Linked DNA regions of Mus musculus: regions 1, 3, 4, 5, 6 and 7 are each linked to region 2. A link is a contact called in ENCODE Hi-C data. All regions are on one chromosome and are shown on one strand. The core of a region is the stretch at or near the end of the contact, and the rest is flanking DNA. Distances in the headings are between cores, read along the strand shown. Region 1 overlaps Efr3b (EFR3 homolog B). Region 2 overlaps Spata7 (spermatogenesis associated 7). Region 3 overlaps Dtnb (dystrobrevin, beta). Region 4 overlaps Dtnb (dystrobrevin, beta). Region 5 holds the start of Efr3b (EFR3 homolog B). Region 6 holds the start of Ubxn2a (UBX domain protein 2A). Region 7 holds the start of Ptrhd1 (peptidyl-tRNA hydrolase domain containing 1).

Evidence for each region. A loop is a pair of places that touch in the nucleus more often than their neighbours do.
Region 1: a map of regulatory T cell shows a loop between it and region 2 (16-fold over the local background). The contact joins two enhancer-like sites. A Hi-C loop is called at or near these places in 3 of 37 maps with a recorded cell type or tissue (T-helper 1 cell, T-helper 17 cell and regulatory T cell).
Region 3: a loop to region 2 is called in a map of regulatory T cell, with 19 times the contacts of the local background. The contact joins two enhancer-like sites. A Hi-C loop is called at or near these places in 2 of 37 maps with a recorded cell type or tissue (T-helper 2 cell and regulatory T cell).
Region 4: a map of T-helper 17 cell shows a loop between it and region 2 (12-fold over the local background). The contact joins two enhancer-like sites. A Hi-C loop is called at or near these places in 1 of 37 maps with a recorded cell type or tissue (T-helper 17 cell).
Region 5: a loop to region 2 is called in a map of T-helper 17 cell, with 18 times the contacts of the local background. The contact joins the promoter of Efr3b here to the enhancer-like site in region 2. A Hi-C loop is called at or near these places in 2 of 37 maps with a recorded cell type or tissue (T-helper 17 cell and T-helper 2 cell).
Region 6: a map of regulatory T cell shows a loop between it and region 2 (18-fold over the local background). The contact joins the promoter of Ubxn2a here to the enhancer-like site in region 2. A Hi-C loop is called at or near these places in 2 of 37 maps with a recorded cell type or tissue (T-helper 17 cell and regulatory T cell).
Region 7: a loop to region 2 is called in a map of T-helper 1 cell, with 9 times the contacts of the local background. The contact joins the promoter of Ptrhd1 here to the enhancer-like site in region 2. A Hi-C loop is called at or near these places in 2 of 37 maps with a recorded cell type or tissue (T-helper 1 cell and T-helper 17 cell).

What each region holds. Positions count from the first base shown.
Region 1 is chr12:3,980,541-3,984,217 of GRCm38, reverse strand. It overlaps Efr3b (EFR3 homolog B), which reads left to right. Exons shown (of 23, transcript NM_001082483.1): 7 at 700-834; 8 at 1,285-1,363; 9 at 2,113-2,248; 10 at 2,403-2,564; 11 at 3,656-3,677. Among named protein-coding and RNA genes, the nearest start is that of Pomc, 27 kb to the right of the region's middle. Within about 2 kb of position 2,367, at least 3 of the 3 ENCODE cell types and tissues checked have a DNase peak (open chromatin) inside an H3K27ac peak, as active enhancers do.
Region 2 is chr12:98,666,549-98,670,164 of GRCm38, reverse strand. Spata7 (spermatogenesis associated 7) reads right to left here. Exons shown (of 11, transcript NM_001289572.1): 10 at 1,276-1,333; 11 at 346-1,063. The coding sequence ends at 494. Among named protein-coding and RNA genes, the nearest start is that of Spata7, 40 kb to the right of the region's middle. Within about 2 kb of position 1,523, at least 1 of the 3 ENCODE cell types and tissues checked has a DNase peak (open chromatin) inside an H3K27ac peak, as active enhancers do.
Region 3 is chr12:3,758,032-3,761,689 of GRCm38, reverse strand. All of the region lies in intron 15 of Dtnb (dystrobrevin, beta), which reads right to left. Among named protein-coding and RNA genes, the nearest start is that of Dnmt3a, 47 kb to the left of the region's middle. Within about 2 kb of position 2,072, at least 2 of the 3 ENCODE cell types and tissues checked have a DNase peak (open chromatin) inside an H3K27ac peak, as active enhancers do.
Region 4 is chr12:3,779,119-3,782,899 of GRCm38, reverse strand. It overlaps Dtnb (dystrobrevin, beta), which reads right to left. Exons shown (of 18, transcript NM_001162465.2): 18 at 1-1,794. The coding sequence ends at 1,619. Among named protein-coding and RNA genes, the nearest start is that of Dnmt3a, 26 kb to the left of the region's middle. Within about 2 kb of position 2,197, at least 3 of the 3 ENCODE cell types and tissues checked have a DNase peak (open chromatin) inside an H3K27ac peak, as active enhancers do.
Region 5 is chr12:4,037,157-4,040,843 of GRCm38, reverse strand. Efr3b (EFR3 homolog B) reads left to right here and starts at 1,929. Exons shown (of 23, transcript NM_001082483.1): 1 at 1,929-2,140. The coding sequence starts at 2,134.
Region 6 is chr12:4,906,259-4,909,810 of GRCm38, reverse strand. It overlaps Ubxn2a (UBX domain protein 2A), which reads left to right and starts at 2,258. Exons shown (of 7, transcript NM_145441.4): 1 at 2,258-2,462.
Region 7 is chr12:4,231,831-4,235,297 of GRCm38, reverse strand. Ptrhd1 (peptidyl-tRNA hydrolase domain containing 1) reads right to left here and starts at 1,285. Exons shown (of 2, transcript NM_001204912.2): 1 at 1,020-1,285. The coding sequence starts at 1,271. Cenpo (centromere protein O) reads left to right here and starts at 1,333. Exons shown (of 7, transcript NM_134046.6): 1 at 1,333-1,546; 2 at 1,641-1,767. The coding sequence starts at 1,722.

The sequences.
Region 1 (3,677 bases), core at 1,118-3,617, about 95 Mb after region 2:
TCCCTTGGGACTTCCCCAGCTCACTTCATGATGCCAGTTCAGACCTTAAAACATGACTGACCAGCCACAGCTACTCAAGAATTGCAGACACTGGATTTTAATCTTAGATCCTCAAAAAGATCAGACTCATCCAGTCCCCTGACCCTTACTTTCCCAGGTAGAATGGGATAGGGAGAAAGGTTCCTGTTGCTGTCCTACCTTGCTTTTGGACTTAGATGCTCAGTAAAATTGCACTTAGTTGGGTCTGGGCAGTTAAACTAGCAGAGGAAAGTAAGTGTGCCCCCTGGTGGCTATTTCTGATATAACAGCTCACCGATCTGCTTTGCTCTTAGAAGAGTTCTGTTTAGAGGTTCACTCAGATTTGCATACCATTAAGTCACCCCCTAGCCAATCACCATATGCCTCTTTCCTCTTTTCAGTTCTCACCCACCTCTTCCTGAACCTTTAGATATGTCTAGACCCTCCCAGAGACAATCCAGTCCACCCTGAAGTGTTTCTCCACAAACAACTCTGTTGTCTCCTCCAATCTTCTACTGCCAGATCCCGTACCCTGGTTAATCGCTGGCAGTCAAGACTACTCTATGACCTGCTGCAGCTTATTTCCAATTCCTGCTTGTTCTGAGCAGAAACCTAGGGCTATACAGTCCTAGCTCCCAGCTTTGAACCCCATCCTTTATCCACTTGGCTCTGTATTCACAGCCGGTCTCCCTCGCCCCTCCAAGCACCAGAGAAGGAAAAGGAGAACCCAGCAGAACTGGCTGAGAGGTGCCTGAGGGAGCTCCTGGGCCGGGCGGCCTTCGGCAATATCAAGAACGCCATCAAGCCCGTTCTTATGTGAGTTGAGTGTTGCTCTCCACCCAGGAAATGCTCTACTCCCTGGTGATGGTTTCAAGGCTTTTCTTGCAGGCTGTCCCAGCCGCCCTCCCCCATCTCCCCAGGTGAAAATAGAGGTGATGGCCTTGCAGACTTGCTACGGCCAAGTCAATCCTTTGCTGGTTCATACAGCTAGACTACCACGCAGTGGTCACCTGTGGTTTGTGCTGATTAAGAGGAGGGTAGCAAAAACTGAACAAAGGTGCTTTTTGTGTCAAGCTATAGAGCCTGTACTGTAAGCCCTTCCTTGATAGGAAACTGCCAGGGGATCTCTGGAAGTGTCGCTGTCCCTCCAAGTTCATCTCTACTCCCTCCCTCCCTCCCTCCCTCCCTCCCTCCCTCCCTCCCTCCCTCCCTCCCTCCCTCTGAGTTTCCTAGTCACCCTCCTTCCCCCATGTTTTCTCCTCACAGCCACCTGGATAACCACTCTCTTTGGGAACCCAAAGTGTTTGCCACCCGTTGCTTTAAAATCATCATGTACTCAATTCAGGTATGGTTTGTCCCTGTTCAAGCTTGGGCACAAGGGCACTTCCTGGTGCTGGACAATGCACAAAGCAGAAAGCCAGGTGTCCTCTGACTCCCCCCCCCCCCCCCAGAGACCCCCAGCTGCCACAGATCATGCTGTATCATCCGGCTGGGAAGGAATTGCAAGGAGTTCTCTGTTTAATGTTTCCTATATCCTAGGCCAACATTTATTTTATTTTTATGAAATACAATGGAAAATAATTCCTAGAGAAAATTAAATCTCAAAGAAGACAAGCCACCTGCATTCCCTGAGCGCCCCCGTTACTGCGGGTGTACTTTCCTTCTGGCCCACATCTTAGCAGCAGTGTTATCAGACAGATCTTGAATTGGCACTGGGCTGGCTCCCAGCCACACTTTGAGCTGCACTGAGATGAACCACGTGGCCTCTCATGGGCCTTGCCAGTAAAACCTGGGGACAGGGAGAAATGAAAGACAATATTTTGAAATAGATTGCTGGCCGCCTTTGAAGTAAAGGAATTCAGGGAAAATGTGCAAACACAGATTCCCTGGGATTTGGCTCCGTTTTTGTGGGGGTTGGGGTGGGGTGCTGCAAGAAAGAGAGCGAGGTCTGGGTGCCACCTGCAGTGCCCACTGGCTGTGGGATGTCATTTTGGTTCACCCTGAGCCTCTGGGTTCCAGCAGAGGGCTACCGGGCCGGGGGGCAGGGGGGGGGGTGTTGTTGTTTGGGGACCAGCACGTCTTCCTCCTCCACAGCCGCAGCACTCCCACCTGGTTATCCAGCAGCTCCTGAGCCACCTGGACGCCAACAGCCGCAGCGCGGCGACTGTGCGCGCCGGCATCGTGGAAGTCCTATCGGAAGCTGCAATTATCGCTGCCACGGGCTCTGTCGGTAAGGGGGTCCGGAGCAAAAGGCAAGGGGCGTGGGGTGGGGGGGTGTGTGCAGGCGTTAGATTTAGAGCCGATTGGCTGCGCGGGCCTGGGCTTACGGGAGAGCAGGAGGGATTCCTGTCATGATTTGTGGGTCCCTCCCCCTTGGCGCCCAGGGCCCACGGTACTGGAGATGTTCAACACCCTGCTGCGGCAGCTGCGGCTCAGCATCGACTACGCGCTAACTGGGAGCTACGACGGCGCTGTGAGCCTGGGCTCCAAGATCATCAAGGAGCATGAGGAGTGCATGTTCCAGGAGGCCGTCATCAAAACTATCGGTGGGGAAATGGGTGGGTCTGGGAGGGGCCATTGAGGCTTGAGGGATCGACTCCAGGGGAGGAGTTGTCAACGATCTGGAGGCGGGGCTAAGGAGGCAGAGCCTGTGAAACGGGGCCTAGGACGTGGTAGTGGAGATAGATCTGGGCGAGGCTTGGAAAGGGGCGGAGTCTGGGGAAGGAACTTAGTAAAGGGAAGGACCCAGTGAGGCTTGGAGAAGGGAGGGACCTGATAAGATTTGAAGAGGAATGAGGCTGTGGGGAGAGGTTGCCAGAGACCTAGTTCTCTGGCCTGAGACAGGCAGGGCCTAAGGGTTAAGACTAGGGCTGTACTGAAAGGAGAGACCCTGGCAAAGCTTGGAGAGGGGAAGAGCTCTAGAGGAGGAGTTAGCTGGGGCCTAGGAAAAGGAGTTAGAAGAGCAAGGAATCTTGGGAGGATGAGGTGGAACCAGGACTAGAGAGAGATGATCCTTGTGGGAGAACCAGGCCTCCGCCATAGCATCTGCTGTATGATTACCTAGCACTGTGTTATTTAGGGACACTGGGGGAAATGGCAGCCAGCTAATGACACATAATGATCTGGGCAAAGACACCAGATCAGTCTGGGTTTCTCAGCCTGGCTCTCCTGCAAAGGCAGACTTCCTGTGTCTCCATCCTCATTAGGCATGCCTAGTGCTTCCAGGTGGGCCCGCAGTAGGGGAGGTGGGACTAAGGCATAAAAAAAAAAAAAAAAAAAAAAAGACAGGAAGGAAGCAACGGAGACTGTTTGTGCCCTGGATGTGGAGAAACATGGAACAGGGTCTCCTCCCTCTCAGAGGTCCTTGTGCCTATGCCATGGTCTCATCAGCCGTGAAACCACTGAGCTGCCCTATCCCCCAGGAAGAAGCCCAGATGACAGTAACAAGGGAAGAGCTGGCATCTGGAAGGGCCCTCTGGAGTCCCTCTTGCTCCCTCCTCGGGAGACAGGGTCAAAGCAGCCTGCCTAGGCAGATCTCTCTGGGCTGCCCCAGCCCTGGGCACTAGGGAGCCTCACTCTCTCCATTCAGCTGCTGCTGAGCCCAGGGGACCTCTCACGCTCCCTCCTCTCCTCACAGGCTCCTTTGCCAGCACACTGCC
Region 2 (3,616 bases), core at 274-2,773:
AGAGACCCGTGACTGTCCTGCTTCTCACCAAGAGTTACCTGCCTTGCTAGCAGTCTCTGTGGTTCTCCTTTGCCAAGCTGTGACCTGCTTAGGGAGCATGCACATGGCAGGAGATGGCAAGTAGCCATCTGTCCGCCAGCCAGCCAAGACCAGATGAAACTCGCAGATCTATGGTGCAAGAAAAGGAATTCTGCTGGCAACTGTAGCATGGAAGCAGTTTCTCCCCCAGTCGAGCCTCCTGATGCCATCACAGCCCTGAATACCACCTGGACTGTAGCTTTTGACCCCATCACTCTGTGTTTCAATTCTTGAACCATAGCAATATGAGAGCAATAATAAATATGTGGTGTTTCAAGACACTAAAATTGTGGTAATTTATTACATAGCATTGAAATTACAGAAATCTTAATATGTAAAAGGGGACAAAAAAAAAGAAGAAAAGTAATATTGAGTTACTGGCCACATGGAGTGTTTATTAATGTAGATCCAGAGGTCAGTCTTCAATGCTCATTCCCATGATTCGTAGAGTCGATAATTCCTTACCATGATTACTGCCACCATTGATGCTGGGGAATGGACCAGATGGGGACAGTGATGTGCTCAGACAACAGAGTTCCCTGGAAGTCTCAGCCCTTTCAAAGTCACTGTCACCTTCAATGACATCCACAGAGGTTTCCTGGTCTATTACACTATCAGAAACACTTGGATTGTTTTCATTCCAGGGTGAGGCTTCATTATCTGTTTCGTCATTGACCTGTTGAATTATAACACCCTCTGAATGCTTGACTTTATGGGCGGGTATTAAAAATTCGCCCGGTAAAGAGAACATCTTGTTTTCGTCCTTCGGCACAGCCGACAGCATGTCCAGGGCCTCCTGGTACTGCTGGCGCTCGTGGTGACTCACTGTTTCTTCATCACTTACAAACTCATTTTCTCTTGAAATCAGAGCCTTTTGAAAATGAAGTTGATTCAACATTCTGAAATGTTTTTGCTTTGCTGGGTCTTCCTCAGATATGCAGCCTAAGTCAACCTTCAGCCCATGCAGCAGGTAGCGCATCTTTCCCTAGAATTGGGGGGAAAGCAATTCTGAGGGTCGTTACATTCGCTACACTATTAAAACTGAACTCTATCTGCAGCGCTGCTAGTCTCATGATCACACTCTCCCAGTCCTGCCCCTTTCCCCTCATAAAAAGCACAAGGCAGAAAGTGCCTATTTTAAATAAAACATATTCTTTTAGAGAATAGAAAAACATTAAATTCCAAAGAAAGACCAACCTCCTCCAAATGATGTTTATTTTTCTTTATATGTCGCTCAAACAGTCGCTCTAGAAACCTACAAATGATAAAGAAAAATATTAGTATCTTAAACTCAGATAACCTACTAAATGTAAAATAGTTACATAACATAAAAACCGACAAAGGCTGCAAAGTAGTTTTCAGATGAATGGTTTTCCCTGTGAAGCTAGAAACAAATCCTTCCTGCTCTGTCACGTGCTCTAACCTGGCAGGCAGCCTGGCTTCTGTTACGCATTTGTTTTTACGTTAGATAACAGACGCCAGTCTATCAGAAGGATTACGTACTACTTATGTTTCTGTGACTGTTTTAGGTGAAGGATAGAACTGCCTGCAAATCTCTCTCCCCATTAGACACACAGACACTAAAAGCTCCCTGCGCCCTTCACCAACCCTACAGAAAATGCTCTCACAGAGCTGTTAACCTTGCTCCTAAAGAATACTCTCCATGGACGCCAAGCCTACAAAACAGCCTCCAAGTGGATGCCAGGGCTTTATGCTAAACATATACAATAGTCTGCCTCCACTCACCCCAGCCACGGTCTCTTATGCAGCCCTGGCATTCAGAGATCTGCCTCCTTGCTGGGATTAAAGGCGTGTGCTACCATGCCTGGCCCTCTCTTCCTGCTAAAGCCAGGGTATGAAGACCAGTGAGAGCCATGGTAAAGGTGAGAGATTACATCTCTAGGATGAGTTTCCTCTCCCCTGAGGTTACAGCCCCTTCAGAAAATTTACCTGAGAAGCAAAGGTCACGATCCCTTCAGAGAAGTGACCAGCTTCAGGGAATACATTCTTTCTACAGCAGGCCCAGTACCACTCTTACTATTCACAAGTCTCCTGGAAACAACTAATTTCCTTGGCCACCATCATTCATACTCGTTAACACATGCAGTAACCCAGGAGGCCTGGGTTGTCCTATCATGTTTAGAGATCCAGAAACTTGTATCCTACTCTACAGCTACTGCTAACATTCTGGAATTGCACACCCGGACATTGTTATATGCTTATATATTTCCTCAAGCTGGGATTAAATAATACATATTATTTTGGTATAAATACACACACACATACACACATTATTTTGGTATAAATACACACACACACACACACACACACACACAAACACACAAACACACGCATTTTCTCATCAACTAGATGAGATCAACTGAAAGGTTGAACACCTTTCAGTGTGAAGAACTCCATCTTGCACCATTTAGTTTCTTTCTCAGTCTGGTTTTATGTTTGGTCTTATGAACCAGTGCTAAATCTTAAAGAGGAAATATAAACATTTAAGGAAACATGTAAATGATATGCAAATTTTGGGGTTGTATTAAAAAACATAAAAGTTACCATTTTAACCCTGTAAAATGTGTAGTCCAGTAGGGTTCCACCTATTGGTGCTGCTGGGAAGTGGCTCTCTAAACTGTTTCACCTTGAAACTTAAAAACTCCTTATGCAGTTCTTAAAAGTTACTAGTTTTGTCTCAACAATAAAAGAACCTCTGGTGGAATCACCATGCCTGACCTCAAGCTGTGCTATAGAGCAACTGTGATTAAAAACTGCATGGTACTGGTACAGCGACAGACAGGTAGATCAATGGAATAGAACTGAAGACCCAGAAATGAATCCACACACCTGTGGTCACTTGATCTTTGACAAGGGAGCTAAAACCATCCAGTGGAAAAAGACAGCATTTTCAATAAATGGTGCTGGCACAACTGGCAGTTATTATGTAGAAGAATGTGAATTGATCCATTCTTATATCCTTGTACAAAGCTCAAGTCTAAGTGGATCAAAGACCTCCACATAAAACCAGAGACACCAAAATTTATAGAGGAGAAAGTGAGGAAAAGCCTCGAAGATATGGGCACTGGGGAAAAATTCCTGAACAGAACAGCAATGGCTTGTATTGTAAGATCAAGAATTGACAAATGGGACCTTATGAAATTGCAAAGTTTCTGTAAGGCAAAAGACACTGTCAAGAAGACAAAAAGGCCACCAACAGATTGGGAAAGGATTTATAACAATCCTAAATCTGATAGGAGACTAATATCCAATATACACAAAGAACTCAAGAAGGTGGACTCCAGAAATTCAAATAGCCCCATTAAAAATGGGGTTCAGAGTTAAACAAAGAATTCTCTCCTGAGGAATACCAAATGGCTGAGAAACACCTGAAAAAATGTTCAGCATCCTTAATCATCAGGGAAATGCAAATCAAAGCAACCTTGAGATTCCACCTCACACCAGTCAGAATGGCTAAGATAAAAAATTCAGGTGACAGCAGATGCTGGCGAGGATGTGGAGAAAGAGGAACACTCCT
Region 3 (3,658 bases), core at 823-3,322, about 95 Mb after region 2:
TTAAATTAAACAAACTGGCCTCTTTGCTGCTGGTTGTCAGGTGCCTTGTCAGAAAAACAAAAACAAAATCCAGGGAGAAAGGAGCTATAAGTCTGAAGTTCAGGCACTGCAGCTGCAGCTGAATGGAGATGGGGGCAGATAAAGATTGGGCCCAGGACATCTCCCCTCAGAGAAGAGGTAAAAGCATCACACACCATTCTGAGCTGCTGCTGGCACTGTGCACTGTGGAGAGAGGGTGGGCTGTCTCCACCGCATCAGCCCTGCCGCAGGATGAGAAAATAACTACCTCATCAACTGCTGGGAGTCAGGACTGGGCATGGGAGCCACAGTGCATGCATAACAAGGGAGCAGGGAGAGAAAAGACCAGCATCCAAAGGCAGCTGGATATATCCCGTCTGGGCTGAACTGAAGCAAGGGAAGGAGGCACTGGAACATCCTGCCTCAGCAAGCACCCATTTACAAAAACAGGCCATCATGACCTTTAAAAGACAAACCTGGTTTCCAGATACCCCATAGAGTACTGAGACTTTCTATGATGTTGCACTGCTCCAAGAATATGTATTTCTCTATTGTGTATCTGGTGGAAGGATAAGGCCCCCAACAGGTCTGCATATGGTCCCTCTGCAGAGAACTGGCATCTGTTTGTTTCTACACCATGATGGGAAACTCAGGACCCATATATAACCTGTCTCACTGCAGAGACCTATGCGGTCTTCTAGGATTGCCAAGATTCTCTAAGTGAATCAACAGTATTGGGAGGGGGTAGTAGTGTGCATTTGGCTTTCAATCATGATTTTGTCTCTACCTGAATCACTGTTATATAGAAGCTAAGACGAACTTCTGGACTCAAAAGGGTAGAAGGCAAGGTGTTTATTTTTCTTGGTGCAAAGAAGAAAGCATATTGAATTTCTGGAACGAAGCACAACGTACTATGACTTACAATAAACTCAAAGAACAAAAAGAAAGTTGATATATAAAATCTTAGTTAAGAAAGTTCATACATTCTAAGACTAGAATTCTCCAGTCTTTTCCTGGGTTGGCTACCCCTATGTAAGATGGTCTCTCCATTGGGTCCCCAAAACCAATTCTCAGATAAATGGTCAGAAACCTCACTAAGAGAAAAGTGTCTCATGGACAGTACCAAATACTCAGGTTGCACATAAGAAACAAGACTAGATAGGACCTGGAGGACGTGGTTAAAAAGGTAAGGCTAGGTCAGTAAGAGGGTGAGAGCTCAAACCTACCAATCAGTGATAGTCTAGAATGCAACAAGGCGAACTGAAATTCCACTTCTATGATAATACCTTGTTCAGTAACACTCCTCCTGGAGCTGAAGAGATGGCTCTGTGTCTGAGAGCACAGGCCCCTCTTCTAGAGGAGCAGAGAGTATGGTGCTCAGCACCTCTGAGCCAGTGGTGATTCCAACCCATATCTGCCTGGCTAGATCAGCTGGAGTTTTAGCTGCACAGTTCTAGGTATCTAGAAGGTATTTCTCTGTAACATGGCCAAGAATATTACAGCCAAGACCACACCTAACCCAGAATAATCTCTTTCCACTGTTTTCTTGGCAGGGACATTTATTTTCCCAGATTCTGGGGTTCTAAATCTAGAATCCATGGCTTACTCTGTCTTGTCTTTGGCTGTTTTTTTGTTTTTGTTTTTTAATGATATCTGGATAGTAGGTAGCATTCTGGAAAGAGTGTGTGTTCGGGAGGATTTCTCTAGTCTAGTGTGTGTGAGTTTCCTAGGGAACATGGGGAACAGTTTTCATATCATATACACATTACAGTCAGGAAAGCAAAATACAGAAATACAGTATATGATGGAAATAAGATAGAAGAAAGCCTCTTAGCTTGTCTTTTATGGAATGATCAAAACAGAGGCATACCCCTCAGATCCAAGAATTATTTCTCCTTTCTAATCATTCTCACTAAAAACTTCCTGCCAGTGTTCACAGAGCTCTATGAGAACATAATTATATTTCCTCTTTTTACAAAATGAAACCAAAACCAAAACAAGGAACTGCTGGGGCCCTGCAGGGAGCATAGGAGCAAGAGGGATAAACATGCACTCTGGGTAGACGTCCACACGCCATCTGCAGGCCACTGGATCCAGCCGACAGCTGTGCGTGCAGAGACTGAGGCCCAGGGCAAAGGCTGTGGGGTTACCTTGAAGTACATCAATTCATCCACTCACCAAAAGCCAAGGTTTTGCAGACTTAGGAGGCAGGAGTGTAACTGAGGCTCAGGATGACAATGATCTGACTTCTATTTCCATATTTAAGGCATTGTGCCAACCAAGAAGTTACATTCCTACTAACCAGAAAATTATGTCCCTACTATTTGAGAATGGAATTTGTGTTCGTTTCTTTTGAATGCTCTAACAGACTGAGCATTAAACAGACTCTGATATATGTGGCAGAGCATTGCGAGTCAGAGTCAATGTAACTCCTGGCTGTGTTGGAAGTCGATCCAGGCTTCTGTTATGGGGTGAGAAACATGGGAGCTGTATGAGAGGAGCATAGAAATCCTTCATGGAAAGCTGGACCCCAGGCCATGGACACATACATGGACAGCTTAATTTTAATTGAGCCTTAAGAGATCCAGAAGTGCCGGGTGGTGGTGGCGCATGCCTTTAATCCCAGCACTTGGGAGGCAGAGGCAGAGAGGCAGAGGCAGAGAGGCAGAGGCAGAGAGGCAGAGAGGCAGAGAGGCAGAGGCAGGCAGATTTCTGAGTTCAAGGCCAGAGAGAGAGAGAGAGAGAGAGAGAGAGAGAGAGAGAGAGAGAGAGAGAGAGAGAGAGATAGATCCATATATCCAGAAGTGATATGATATGTTATACTGGGGGGAAATACACATCTGAGATGTCTCCTAAGGGAGCTGGGATGTTTAGTCCTTCCAGATCTGGAGTGATCTGGACTGTATCCAGATGAACATAGTCATTGCTGTCTGTCTGTCTGTCTGTCCGCCCGCCCGCCCGTCCGTCCGTCCATCCATCTATCTATCTATTCACCTATCTATTTATAGAAAGAGTCTATATTGTCCTGGGTGTCCTGGAACTTGCTCTGTAGACCAGGCTGGCCTCTAAATCACAGAGATTCACCACCTCTGCCTCCTCATTGCAGGGATTAAAAGTGTGTGCCACCACACAGAGCTGAAATTTGTTTTTCTGACTCCTTGTAAAGAGGATTTCTTCGTCACAACTCAGTCTCCTGAATGGATCTGCCTATTTCTTGAGAGTAGCTGGACCAGAATTGCTGCTACAGGCACGTGAACTGGTTATGTTCCTCACAATTAATACAATGATTAACTTGTGCAGTCTTCTTGCTAATGGTGGTTTTCCCTCAGCAAATATTTATTGAGTATCTGCAGTGCAGCAGGCTGGGTTAGAGACTGGAAACACAACAGTAAAGAGAGCTGGCAAGGTCCTTTAATTACAGACTCATGATGGTTGGGTCATGATTAACCCTAAATCAGCCAGTCTAGTGGAATGAGCTTCTTAAACTACGGGGTGAGTGAGCAGTCTGATCTGAAGAAGCCATGAGGAAAGAGAAGAAAAGAGAATGAGGGAAGAGAGACAGAAGGATTGCTAGGTAAGGTCACTCAAGGTGCTGAGAGAGTGGCTGGGGCTGAAGGCAAGGCCTCAATAAGGTGTGCTT
Region 4 (3,781 bases), core at 948-3,447, about 95 Mb after region 2:
AAGAAAGTGCCCACCATAAAGTGGCCTTATGTGTCCCAGGTCATAGAGACAAGATCCTGGTACAGAACTTAGAAAGCAGATACCAAATGTAAGGGGCCTTTATATAATAATGGGTATTCTAGCTCTAAAAGAAATCAAGAATTGATGTTAACAAAGGTGACATCGTGTCTCTAATGCTGGCATCAGAGGAATGAATGCAGCCCTCTCCTTGGCCATCTGGTCAGGGGTGAGGTGAACATCACTCCTCCCAGAGACGCGCAGAGGGCACAGTTTGGCCCTGTGGCCCTGGGTACTCTCACTGTTCTGTCTCTTGCTGCTTTGGAGGAAACAAGCTCATGTGAGGAGCCAGGAGGTAGGAGTCGACCTTGAGTCTCACAGAGTGTGAGAATTGAGGATGGGGAAAGAACAGCCCGCATGTCTGTGAGGCTGTCTTACCCTTATGGGGTACATTTCACCACTGGGGTATGTAGTGTATCCCCAGAACTCTCTACATGGACTCGTTCATCTTTGCCCCTCTGGCCATCCATAAGCCTGAATCTCCTTTCCCTGAGTGGGCAGTCTTAAACCCCTGCTGGCCTTCCAAGTCCTTAGCTTTGCCTGCTAACCAAGTGTTTTTCCAACAGCTGGGCAGAGGCTAGTACCCAACTCCTATTTTTCTTTTTGCCCTCACAGTGGCAGTGATCCTTGGTGCACCTGCCTTTCATTCTAAGTACCCAGGACACTGAGGGTCTTGGCTCAGCAAGGTTCCTGTCCCTTCTCCCAGCCTTGAGTTACTCCAGCTAGAAATGGGAGTGAAGGCAGAGAGACAGATGGAGCCGGACTGCAACAGTATCCATTCCTCCTTCTCCCTTCACTGTTCCTTTAGGAGACTCTCATGGGACCTAACCCATGGCTCTGCACACACCTCAGAATTAGGGAGGGGTCTGCAGAGGTGGGTAAGGAATGCTGCAGTGCCAGCTGTGGGCCCTCTCACATCATTCGCTGCCCTTTATAAATATTTATAATAGCTCTTCTACTAAAAATAACATCCTGGAGCTCAGGGAGCAAGAAAAAAAAAAAAAAAAGGAAAATCAATGTGAATGGGACTTGGCGATCACATGTTCCACAGGACCCCAGGACAGGATGCATGAGTAGCACCCAGGCAGTGCGCCCCCTGGCGGCCAGTCCCAGCTTGGCACACAGATCAGGGCTGCTTCCCCACTGACTGGCCCCTAAAGTTCTCCGCCTTCCTCCTGGCTACACAGCAACAGGGCCTCACGCCACTGTGCAGGCGGAAGCCTCCTCACCAGGTCAAAGAGGAAGGGGGGGGGGGTGGTGTCGCTATTTTTAGCACTGAGGATAGGGTGTAAATGTCTGCAGAACTGAATGAGGCCTGCAGCTTTCTTTGCATAGACAGAAAATGTTGTTAAAGGTCGAAGGCAGGAAAGAACTGCATGTGCACACACTAGGACTAGGGAGAGCCCTCCATGCTGGCCAGGTGCCGGAAGGAACACACACAGGCTCAGGGCTTTTTCTGTTCTTTTCCATCTCCTGGTAAATTCCTGATGCAGAGATGAGACCATGCCCTGAGGGAGGAATGCGGATGCTAGTACATGCAGGAGGCCCACCAGCTGCGGCCTCAGGCAGTCCCTCCCCACTTCCCATAGGCTTGGCTCCTCTCTCTGGAGGTTGAGTGAGTCTGGCAGCCTGCAAGCTTGGTCCAGGTGTGCAGCAGAAAGACGGACAGGAATGTGCCTCTGGGGGGAAGACCTTCCCTTGTCTTCTCGGTGCCAGCTTGCTCCTCCGCCTCTGCGCCTGTACAAGACAGACTGTTAGTCACAAGCACACTGGGGGCTCAGGACAAAGCTGCTGTGAACCAGCAGACCTGAATGGGTGTGTGTGTGTGTGTGTGTGTGTGTGTGTGTGTGTGTGTGTGTGTGGTCTCTCTGGCTTTTCAGTTGTGCATGTCAATGTCTTCTCTTTCAGAGGGACAGGGTTGGGGTGTAGCGAGAGTGTCTTCTGAGGTCATTGCTTGTGTCACAAGGGTGGGAATTACTCCGACTGAATAAAAAACTGGGTTCACAGTGGCAGGTTTGGAAAGGGAGGAAGGCCAGCCTCTTGGCAGCAGACGGCAGGCTGCAGTGTGCGGCCCTTTTCATCTGCCTGACTGCTGGCTTCTCATGGGTCCTGCCATGGGTCAGAGGCAGAGACACCAGCTGACTCAAGCCCTGGCAGCAGGTTCTTGAGTGTGTGCACCGAGGGACTCCCATGCTGTCCCTCTGGACCTAGGGACAAAGGGGACCTGGTAGGCTGCTGAAGGCCCTCAGTCAGTCCCTGACCTCACCACAGTGCACAGCAGCCTGTGCTGGTCTGCACATACTAAGCAGCAGCACCCGGGTGCAGCGCATCTGCAGCCAGCTCTGCAAACCACGTGTGTGGGCTGACCTTGCAGGGAGGGCGGGGACTAGTCAGCCCAGAGGCAGCTCTGAGATGACAGGACTTAGAAGGCTGTCTGAGAAAGTTCCTTTGCTGCCTGGTGATGCCATGGCCCTGCCTGGGTTTTCTACCCTGAAGATTTGTAACTGAAAAAGATTCCCAATTAAAAAAAAAAAAAAAAAAAGTAGAGACCAGGTGTGTTGGTCCATCTCTTTGGTCCCAGCACTCAGGATGCAGAAGCAGTTATTAATCTTTATGAGTTTGAGGATACCCTGGGCTACATGACAGATTCTAGGACAGCTAAGGCTACATAGTGGTACCCTATCCTGAAAAAAAAGTGAACTTGGAAGTTGTAATAGTTTATAGTAGCTTAGCTGGCGTCAGAATACAAATGAAAAAAAGGGACACTCGTTCTTTAAGAATGGTTCCTTAAGACTAGAAGAGTGTCTGTCCTTTGACTTATTGGCTCTTTGTGGTCAGTGTGATGGAGTAGGACTGTATCAGGAGGCAGTGTTGAGTGACAGAATCCCAGGGGAGCTCTTGCTATGGGTTAGACAGTGGCTACAGAGGACAGGAGTACAGAAGCAGAGCTCAAGCTGAGAGTAGCCACCTCTCTGTGCTGCCTCAGACAGTGCTATTGATGACACCAGGCCATGACATTTGATGCAAGACAGGCCCAGGAAACAGGTCCAGTGGTGGCTGCTGTGGGGATCAGAGGAAAAGGTGCAGCTGGGTTCTTTCAAGAACATCCTAACTGTAAGTAAGGTTTGCTCTGGCTTGGGATCTGTGACGGGAGGAAGGGTAGAGGAAGGGGAGGACACGTGACTCACCTGAGCTTCCTGTGTCCTGGCCGCTCTGGGGCTAACCTGTAGCAGCAGAGGCAGAAACAACACAGATCACACTTGGGCTCTCCTCAGCCCTCTGGACTTCTCTAAGGGGCTTTCCTGACCCACTCAGCCCAGGGGCTAGACTCACATCTGCCTTTCTGTTGAGCTTTCCTGCCAGGGATGATGGGATAGAGGCAGACTGCCTACAACTCACACCTCATGGAGTATTGTGAAGAGAAGAATCAATGAATGGAAGCCGAGCCTAACTCTAGGGAGCAGCTAGAGTGGGATCAGAGCCTGCTTGGTTAGGGAAGGAAACAAGGTGGGAACAGTTTCGATGTGGACATTGCTTCTCTATGTTTTGGAACAGCATTGCTCTCCAGCTCCCCTTGGATGTTCCAAGTTCATGTCTGTCCACCGAGAGATGTTCTAGAGGCCATGAGTCTCCTCAGGACCACTGCTGGCCAGATATGCACCAGGGTGCCTCAGAGTATAAACTGGATTGCTAGGGGGCATTCTGAAGAACTCATGCTCTGTGA
Region 5 (3,687 bases), core at 680-3,179, about 95 Mb after region 2:
TTACACTGTCTCTGTTGTGTTATTTTTTTCTGAGAGCTTATTTCTATTAAACCCAGATAGAAAAGATATCAACAGACCAAAGAAATAATCCAACCCAAGTCTATCTTGATGGGCCGAGGAGTTTGTTGGGGTCACGTACAGGAGCACAAGGAACTAGGCAGTTTTGCCACTGGAAAGCCCACCCAGCAAGGGGACTAACTAAAAGCTGCACCGCTGGTGCCCTGGTGCAGCACGCAGGCAGCTACATCACTCCAGAAATTGCTTACTGGCCATGTAACTTTAGGGAAGAATCCTGTCTTAGTTCCTTTTTTATTGCTGATCCCAATATCCTGTCTCCATAGCCAAGACAGGTTATACAAGAAACAATTCAGTTCAGGGCGCACATTTCCAGAGGGTAGAGTCCACAGCCATCATGGTGGAGAGCACAGCAGGCAGGCAGGCAGGCAGGCATGGCTGTGGATCAGAGCTTACATCTGGTCAACAAGCATGAGGGAGAGAGAGAGAGAAAGAGAGAGAGAGAGAGAGAGAGAGAAAGAGAGAGAGAGAGAGAGAGAGCGCTGGACTAGTGTGGGCTTTTGAAACTTCGAAGGCCATCTCCATTGACCATTGACACACACACCCCCAACAAGAACACACTTCCTAATCCTCCCCCAAACAGTTCTACCAATGAGGGACCAGCATTCAAATATAAGAGCCTACAGGGACTCTTCATATTCCACTACAATCCGTTCAAACCAGGACAACTTCCCCCAGTGATGGACTGTAAAGTTTAATATGACATAAACCCTTTCTTAACCAAGTGTTTTTTTGGTCATTCTGTTTATCAAGGCAACAGGAAGCATCAGATTAGGAGAGGTGCAGGTGGGTTGGTGGATGTGTCTGGGGAAATGAAGCCAAAGAAAAATAGAAAATGCTGGTTTGGGGTGCAGTGAGCACTGTCTTGAGCACCGTCTCCAAATCCAAGGACTGGATCTCTCTGGTTTGATCTTTGCTTTGGGGGAGAAAAAAAGAAAAAGAAAACAATATGTGGTGCCCACTATGTACTGTAGGTTCATGAAATTTCTCAACACGAAGCAAGGCTCAAAGAGGCGCCGACAGAGAAACCCTGTCTCAAAAAACAAGACGAAACAAAACAAAACAAACAAACAAACAAACAAACAAAACGAAGGTCATTGCATTCAGGCCCTTCTCTAATTTTTACGGTCGGGAAGAAAACAGAAAGCCTCCAGCAAGAGGCAAGAGGAGAAATTAAGAAATAGAAATAGAAAAGCCAGAGAAACAGAAGGCAGAGATATCCAGGGCTGGGGCGTTGGCCTGGGGTTTAAGTCCCTTTGTGGAGGGGATGCTGGCTGCAAAGCTTGCAGATTACACAAATCTGGAGAGGAAAAACCAAGCGGACTTCCTGCAGCCTTGGAGGTTGGGAGTGTGCTGTATTTCCTGAATACCTGACCCAGGTAGCAAACAGAGTTTGGGGCCCGCAGAAAGAATAGGGTTATGCCTCAATTTCTGCTCCTTAGGTTCCCTAAGCCGGTTCGTTTGAGCAGACTGAATAGAGCACACCTGCAGCTTCCAGCGCCCGGCTGACCTGGTGTGGGGTGTGTGTGTGTGTGTGTGTGTGTGTGTGTGTGTGTGTGTGTGTGTGTGTGTGTGTGTGTGTCATCAGTTTGAAGGACACGTCAGCGACCCGCGTAAGAGCTGAGCCAGGAGCTGGAATTCGGATGGATGATCTACTGAGTGAACGAAGAACCTGGGCTTCCTGGGGCGTCAGGTAGGTAAAAAGGCTCGCCCCATACTGAGGAAAGGAGAGGGTCCGGGATGGAGGCGGGGCTCTTGAGGCAGCCCGCCAGTGGCCAAGGGGGCGGGGCGTGGCAGAACACAGCTCCGCCCCCTGCGCGCCGCCTAGCTTGCGGACCAGAGCAGGAGGCGGCAGCCAACCTCGTCGCTGAATGGGCGGGTGGCGTCCCGCTCTGTCCCGCCCGCCGCCGGCCCCCCATCGGCTGCTCCCGCCGCGCCCCGGTCTCCGCCCGCAGCCGCCTGAGCCCGCCGGGCTGTGAATGAAAGGCAGGAGCGGCCAGGACTAGCAGCCAGCGACGCGGCTACGCCGGCCTCCCCAGAGGCGCGCTCCCCGCGGAGATGTACGGTAAGGAGGGCTTGGCGCCCCGGCTCGGGCCCGCAAACTTCCAGACACGGACCTTTGTCCCCCGGAGTGGCCCCCGTCGCAAAAGCGAGAATGCCGACTTGGTGCCAGGCTAGGCTGGTTCAGTCGCCTGTGCGTACGTCTGTGCCGAGAGGACAAAGATGCCTTAGGCCGGGGGACTCTCTGGTCCCCTGAGATCCCTCGGGCAGGCGTGTGCAGGCGCTAGGGGCGGTGGTCCGTCGCCAGGTAGGGACTCTGATGGCTGAGAGGCACCCGGCTTTGGAAAAAGCGAGTATCTTCGGAGCTGAGCCGACAGTGTTGGTGGAGGTGATCGGGTGACAGTATTTGCAGAATTAACAAAGAGGCTTGTGCTTGGGAGTTTGATGCGCGAAAGTGGTCCAGGGTAGGGGAGAGCTGCTCACTGCCAGTCTGCTGCCAGGCTCCTTGGATGTGGGAGGCGGCGCCGGCAGTGCAGGAGCTGGCGAGCGAGCCGGCGCTGGAGGTTCATCTCTCTGAGCTGGGTGGACTTGGCCTCTACCTAACACTGCTGCTAATGGTATTCAGGCTTCCCAACTTCCAGATTGGCCCTATGGAGGGCTGATGGGGAGAGATGCTGCTTCGAGGGTTTCTCCCAATTACGCAGCCACCGCCCCCACGAATGTGTGGCAGCTCCAAGACCCTCACGGTTCAAGGCTCTGCTTGCTCATTTGTCAAGAATTTCTCGGGTTCTACAGGCAGCGTGGATGAGGAAAGCGCTCCTGGGGTCCCACTTTGCAGATCATAAGAGTGGACTAGTCTAGGAATCGGCTCTCTACCAAGGGTACATGTGTGCGTGTATTCCTGTGGACACAGTTTACTAGAGCCCAGGTCTCTGGTAGTTATTCTGAGGCCAGCAGAAGAATTGGAGCCCTGTTCTCCGTCTCCTACTGCAGGGTAGGGGCTCGGGCTGCACCTGAGGAGTGAGTGATCTAGAAGTGCATGTTCCCAATTTAACCCATTTCTAAGGCTGCTGGCTGCCTCTGCGAACAGACCATGAGTCACAAAGTTTGTTAGCACAGAGAGCATGCTGAAAAGAGTCAGCAGTTGGTGAGCCCCCTATTTAGAAGACAAAGACTTAACTTTTTGCCTTGCATCTCCTTCCCAGGTCAGTTGGTTACACAGCCACACTATGATTCTTATAGAGGTGTCAGCAGGTCCTCTCAGCTAGCATTAATTCTCTTGGGTGGAGCAAATGGGGGGAGGGGAGATGTCCTCAGCGGCTGGACCCATAACCAGTGGGGACTCTGAAAGGTGACTGGACTTGGGCTTTGCCTGTTGGGAGGTAGAAAGAGCCATAGACCTCTTTTATTCTGTCTGTGCCCCCCCCCCCACCCCCTTTCTGCAGAGGGAGCAGGCTGAAGCTGCAGATCATTTGACAGAAGCATGTGACTGCAGGGGCACCTGCAGCCGGGAAGGAGTTAGGACAGGCCCATCAGTATGGGCGGGAATTAGCAGCCCCAGGCCACCATATTACATCTAGTAGCTAATGTGGTAACTTACTTAGGGGGTCT
Region 6 (3,552 bases), core at 1,009-3,508, about 94 Mb after region 2:
AACTGCTGGTAATGAAAGTAACAAACAAGCCCGGAGTGGTGGCGCATGCCTTTAATCCCAGCACTCAGGAGGCAGAGGAAGGCAGATTTCTGAGTTCGAGGTCTACAAAGTGAGTTCCAGGACAGCCAGGGCTACACAGAGAAACCCTGTCTCAAAAAAAAAAAAAAGAAAGAAAGAAAGAAAGAAAGAAAGAAAGAAAGAAAGGAAGAAAGAAGCAAACAGGAGACCAGGAGCTAAACTCACCACTGGATCCCTGAGTTGCTCAGTAGGTCTTCAAAAGAATCCCAAATTGCTTTTACCTGGGTAGGTATGGTTGGCAGGAGAAGCCCAATCTAAAACTTACTCTAGCACTGTCAAATAAAAAGCAAATCCGGGCCTAGCAGTGGTGGTGCATGCCTTTAATCCCTTTGGAGGCAGAGGCAGGCCCATTTCTGAGTTCAAGGCTAGCCTCATCTACAGAGTGAGTTCCAGGACAGCCCAGGCTACACAGAGAAACCCTGTCTCAAAAAAAAAAAAAAAAAAAAAAAAAAAAGCAAATCCCAGTTTAGGTAAATCTAGATTCTCTGTTTTGTTTGTTTGTTTGTTTGTTTTTGACAGGGTTTCTCTGTGTGGTCTTGGCTGTCCTGGAACTCACCATGTAGACTAGGCTGTCCTCAAACTCAGATCTGCCTTCCTTTGCCTCCAGAGTGCTGGGATTAAAGTGTCTACCACAGCACCCATGTGTAAATCTAGATTCTGTGTAGAAAGATTATTGCAATTGGTGGGAAGGGATGGCCCGTTCTAAGGATCCATTGCCATAGGCCAAATGTGAAAAAGTCAGAAAAACAAACTTAAGATAAGTGATAGTGTATAGCTTAGCTGCAAGACTTTGTCTGGGACATAAAAAAAACTATGGTTCCATCTCGAAAAACAACTCTAGATTTAGATTTAAGAGACCATTGTACCTGGGCAAAGTGGCACACACCTTTAATCCTAGCACTCAGCAGGCTGAGGCAGGTCAGTCTCTTTAGCTGGTCTAACTAGAGAGTTCCAGGACAGTCAGAGCTACACAGACCTTGTCTCAAAAACAAAACCAAACCAAACCAAACCAAACAAACAAAAAACAAAGAGACTATTGTATAGAGGAAAATCGATGAGATCTGCAACAGTTGCCTAGATTAGCTAGACAAAGTCTTACTCTCTCCCCCACTCCCACGTGTGCGTGTGTGTGCGCGTGCGTGTGTTTCCTCTATAGGGAAGAATAAATAAGGCTAGAAAGACGTGTGAGTAGGAAAATGTAATCAACCAACAATAGAGGAGACAGTGAATCACACAGGACATCAGAGACATTTTGTTTATTCCAAAATCAGTGTACTTTCTGGAGTGGCAAAAGGGAGAGGGGATGCTTCCAGGCTCAGGCTGAGGCTGTGAAAGTGTGGGAACCTGGAGAAGATATGCTACACTAAAAATGGTACGTCGGTACAGCAAGTATTTTGACCAGATAGCGGTTACAAGCAGTCCTGAAAAATCATTAAAAGGACAAAGACCGGGTGTTTAAAGAGTATACGCCTGACCTTGCTGTAAGTAGAATAAGGGGCATTCTGAAGTCCTATAAATCCTATCCGAAGCCAACTTCAGAGGCAGAGGCAGGAGGATCTCTGAGTTCCAGGACAGCCAGGGCTACACAGAGAAACCCTGTCTCACCCCACCCCCTAAATATATACACAAGCAAATAAATAAGTCCTCTAAAAGAAAGGGGTCTTTGTAGAGAGCCTTTTTAAGAACGCGAAGGGCGGGCAAGTTTCTTTTAACAGTCACTCTTCAGATAATAGGGCTCAGGTGAAGTTCGCTAACAGGATGCAAGAACTCTCTAAGGAAGAGCACAGGAGGCATAGAAAGAAATAGGTAAATCTGGATTATCAGGTGAACGCCCACCTAGTTCCAGCTTTCTCCGCGCCTCCTAAGGAAACAACAAGCAGCGGCACCTGCAGCAGCAAGAAGGCCACCGCCATTAGTGCGCGCCTTGCGGCAGCCTAGGAAAACCCGCCGCAAGAAGCCCCGCCCCCGGCGCGCTCCCGTTTCAGCCAGACAATTTCCTCACGGCCGCGCGGAGCCGTCCCCGGCGCGTTCCCGTCAGCCAGGCGCGCCGAGCCATCCCCGGCGCGCTCCCGTCAGCCAGGCGCGCTCCTCCGAGCCGCGCGGAGCCGTCCCCGGAGCGCTCCCGTCAGCCAGGCGCGCTCCTCCGAGCCGCGCGGAGCCGTCCACGCGCGCTCCCGTCAGTCAGGCTCGCTCCTCCGAGCCGCGCGGAGCCGGCGCCGGCGCGCGCCGGGCAGTCTGAGGGAGGCCGGTCAGATCTGCGCGGCGAGGCCGCTGGTCGCGACAGGGTTTCCCGGCGCTCCGGGGCTGAGGGGCTTCAGCCCAGCGGCGCCGGCGCTTGCCCTAGCCGGGGCACCGAGGACTAGGCCGTGGGGCCGCGCCCTGAGGTGAGTTTCCCGGCTCCAGGTCATGTTCGGTGGGTGACGTATCGGGCGGGTGGTTCCCCGGTGGCGCCCTGGGCTGTCGCCTGCGACGGCGACGTCTGTTCCGCAGTAAGTCGCCACCTGGGGCTTCTGGCCCGCGCGACTGCGGCCCGGGAAGGACGCTGGCGGACCGAGGCCTCCACCCGGCCCGGCCCGGCCCGGCCCGGCCCAGGTGAGTGCGGACCTGCAGCTGCCGGCTCTGCTGGCCGCGGGAGTCGGAACTGGGTAGAAGGACATAGCGCTTCTCTCTCTGGAGGCGTCTAGAAACTTCGGGTTAGGTGCTGTCGAGACATCTCCATTTCGAAGGCGAACGCTGCGAAAAGCGCACTCCTGAAATACAGAAGGACTAGATGGCTGAACGTTTCCTAATTGACTTCACCAGCCTTCCTTAACAGACTTTAACTGATGTTTTGGAAAGATGATGTTCACTGTTTTCCTAAATGACTTTTTTTCTTCTAGTATTCCCCCCCCCCCTTTCCTAAACTCGTGGTAATAAAAGTTTATTACTTCTCAGCAAAAATGAAGGTCAGAGTGGCTTCCAGTGTTTGTTCGTTTCTATGTAATCGAGATAAAAAATAGGGAACTGATTATCTGTTTTGACTCGGTTTTTTGTTTGCTTTGTTTTTGTTTTCTTTGTCTTTATCAAGTACCAGGCTGGACTTGGAATTCTCACACTCCCAAATGTGCTGGTATAACAGGCGTTGATTCATCTCCTGAGTTATCTTGATGTTGATACAGGGAATAACATCAATAACATCACTAACGTCAACGTTATTCCCTGTACTGGTGAAATGCAAAGGTCAAAATGTGTTCAGGTAGGAAAGAACACCTGAGTACAGAGTACTGGGAAGGATACTATAGATAGGTAGCAGTTACTACTTGAGCACTTACTTTTTTTGTTTGTTTGTTTTTGGTTTTTCAAGACAGGGTTTCTCTGTGTAGCCCTGGCTGTCCTGGAACTCACTTTGTAGACCAGGCTGGCCTCAAACTCAAAAATCCTCCTGCCTCTGCCTCCCAAGTGCTGGAATTAAAGGCGTGCACCACCACTGTCCTT
Region 7 (3,467 bases), core at 36-2,535, about 94 Mb after region 2:
TTCTCACTGCCTATAACTGCAGAAGAGCCTACATCCTACTCTGTCCTCCCATGTGCATACGTCCCACAGACACACACACCTACACGTCTGCACCCATGTGCATACGTCCCACAGACACACACACCTACACGTCTGCACCCATGTGCATATGTCCCACAGACACACACACCTACACAGAATTTAAGTAGATCTTTAAAAAAGGGTTAATCAAATGCGTATGTAAATCACCAAGATGGGAAAGGACCCCTCAGAAAGTTGAACACAGATGTAGGTTGGCACGTTGGTCCCTTTGGCCATTGTTCCTCCACTCTCACCCCTTTGCCAGTGTTTTCCTGGATAAAGATTTCTCTAGAGAAGCAGGTGCTATGTAAATGTCAGTTAGGAGACTTGAGACTCAGAGCTTCTGAAAAACATACTCCTTTTCCCCACTCACTGAGCATTTCTCCTTTTAAATAAACAGCCTCTATTTCTTACTAACAATATTAAGGCAGTGCTAATTTTAGGCCCAGCTTTTTTCTTTTTCTTTCTTTTTTTTTTTTTTTTTTTTTTTTTTTTTGAGACAGGGTTTCTCTGTATAGCCCTGGCTGTTCTGGAACTCACTTTGTAGCCCAGGCTGGCCTCGAACTCAGAAATCTGCCTGCCTCTGCCTCCCAAGTGCTGGGATTAAAGGCGTGCGCCACCTCGCCCGGCTAGGCCCAGTTTTAAAAGGCAGATTGGTGCACAGGCATAAGCGCCACGCTTTCCCCAGCTTCGTTCCCAGGGATCTAAGGGACACTGGAACAACCAATTTCTGGTGAACGCTGTGATAGCAGGGTCTGCGTCGGTTCTTCACAGTCATGCTCTGCCAAAGGGAAGGTTCACTGCGTAGCGCAGACCATTCCCAAACTCTTAGTGATCCCTCCTACAATCATGCCACACGTACTTCCGGAAGCTAAGGGTTGGGCCCAAGAGCAGATCTACTTCCGGCCTCGGCACCCCACCCCCGTTTAGGGTCCCTCCGGATACTCCCCACGCCTCACCTCGAGAACCACCTTGCGCATGCGCCCCAGCTCCCGGAGATAAGCTGCCGTGTGCGGATGGTCTCGATGAAGGTGCAAGGCTGCTGTGGCGGCGTGACAAGCCTGCGCTACCAGTGCGCCGGTGGGCCAGGAAAAGGGAGCCTGAGATAGATCCTTTCGTAATACTAAGTACTGTACAAGGATCTGTGGCTCCACCCCAGAGCATGCCATCTTCCTGATCATCAGACTGGCCGGACGTACCTTGCGGTGCATGCTGGGATTAGTGTGGAGCTGCTGGGCGCCACCATGTTCGTGTACGGCGGAAGCACAAAGCACTCTGGGATCAGTGGGTTACGTTGTTACTTCAGTTGCTCTCGGCGGGAATTCTTAAACTGCATCCTGAGTGAGGGAGCTTTGGCGAGAAAGCAAGACCCAGTGGTAGACAGATTAGCATTACTGTACAGCTTCTTTGGGTGTTCGAGGAAGCCCGGCTGGACCATAGTGGCCACGGCGGTGAGGTAGGCGTGGACAGGGCTGACCAGTCCAAGGTAAGGGACGCCAGCGGGGACACTTTGCTTATCCCGGGACTGTCAGGCAATAGTGGCAATAGATTGGTGATTGCGTGTCTTTTACTATTTACAGTTAAGGACGTTCGGGTCCATGTTAACCCTGCCTTGTACGTCCAGCATCGTAAGAAAAAACACTTGAGAACCCGAAGAGGAGATGGAGTCTGCAAATACTTTGTGTCCAGGCAGGAAGTGCAAAGGAGGTATTCAAAGGGGTTTGGCTTTCTCTGTACCACAGTGTTTCCAGACTTTATTGCAAAGGAAGGGACACTGTAAGGCAGTAACTTTGGCGATTAGATATGGATTTGATTCAGGGCTCTATCTTAGGAAATTTTGTGGCTTGGACACATTATAGTTCTGCCTCATTTTCTTTCTCCTTTAAACAAAACTTAATGTGAAAGCATCATGTGGGTTGAAATTGTTACTAAAAACTAAAAGTTTGATGACTTAATTGTTAAAAATATGTTGCAATCAAGTATAATCCATACCCTAGAACTAAATTACTATGTAATCCCAAATTTGCCAGTAACTTGCCCTTCTGTGTGTCAGCACACCTGGCTAAACAAGTGACGAGTGAAAGTTTGTGAATAATCATCAAACTTCGACAGGTCAATTATTCTCCAGTTCCCTTGTCATCTCCAATCCAAAAGATTGAAACATTTAGTTATGATTATGTTGGTTTTCTCTCTCTGCTTGGCAATTACCACTGCTTATCGTGTGAACTTGGAGAGGAACTAAATACAGCAGAGAGAAGGAACTGCTGTGCTCAGGCTCCAGAGGAAATAAAAGAAGTCAGGAGTCAGTAACGGGAAGAAAAGCAAGTGAAGGGCCAACATGCTGCCTACTGTGGCTCTCTCTTGATCTTATGCAAGTTGGTTTGTTTGTTTTTTAAAGGAGCTATACACTAGTAATTTGATGTCTAGCCTTGGCTGGATAGATGAATGAGCCAGGTCTGGGCTGTCCCAAGACAAATGAAGAAAGGATTTTTGTGAATGTATATTCTTGTGAACCCTGCAAAGTAAATATTGGATCTGCTTAAGGAAACTAGTTACATGAGGTGAAGCATTGGACTTCTCTAGGGAGGTTTCATCTGGGTTGTGGGAAAGCATGGAGAATCGGCCTTTCCCACCATAGATTTGTGCTTCTGTGATAAGCAGGCTTAGATGAAATGCTGCTGCCCACAAAGCAAGCAGTAGACAAATCAGGAGTCTCTTGTTCTTTTCAAGTGAGCGTACTAATTAGTGGGTGTTTTTACACCAGTGGCCAGCAGAGAGGTTAATGGTCTCTGGTTTGGTTATTTGGGCCTATGGCTTTATAAATTTATGGCAGACCAGTTGTGATGGTACATGTCTTTGATCCCAGCACTCTGGGTGGAAGCAGGTGGATCTCTGTGAGTTCAAGGACAGCCTGATCTACATAGTGAATTCTGGGCCAGTCGTGTAGGAAAGACCCTGTCTCAATAAACAGATAAATAAATAAATATGCCCTAGATATATGAGTTATCTATTGTGACGACTGTTTTTGGTTGTCAACTTGATGCAACCTGTGAAGAGGGAACCTCAATTGTTAAGGAATTAACTCATCAGATTGGTCTATGGGCAGTTTCTTTAGGGCGTTTTTTTTTTTTTTTTTATTGCTTCTTAATTGGAAGAGCACCTAACCCATTGCGGCAGGTGGTCCTCGGTGGTATATGAAAGCTAACTGAGCAGTAGCAGGAAGCTAATAAGCTTGTTGCTCTATGGTCTCTGCTTCAGTTCCTGCCCTGAGTTCTTGCCACCCCTGGGCAGGTAGGTGGTCCTGGGATGTATAAAAAACAAACTGAGCAAGCCAGCAAGCATCGTTCCTCCATCTGCTTTAGTTCCGGCTTCACACTTCTGCCCTGACTCCTCTCATGGCAGACTGT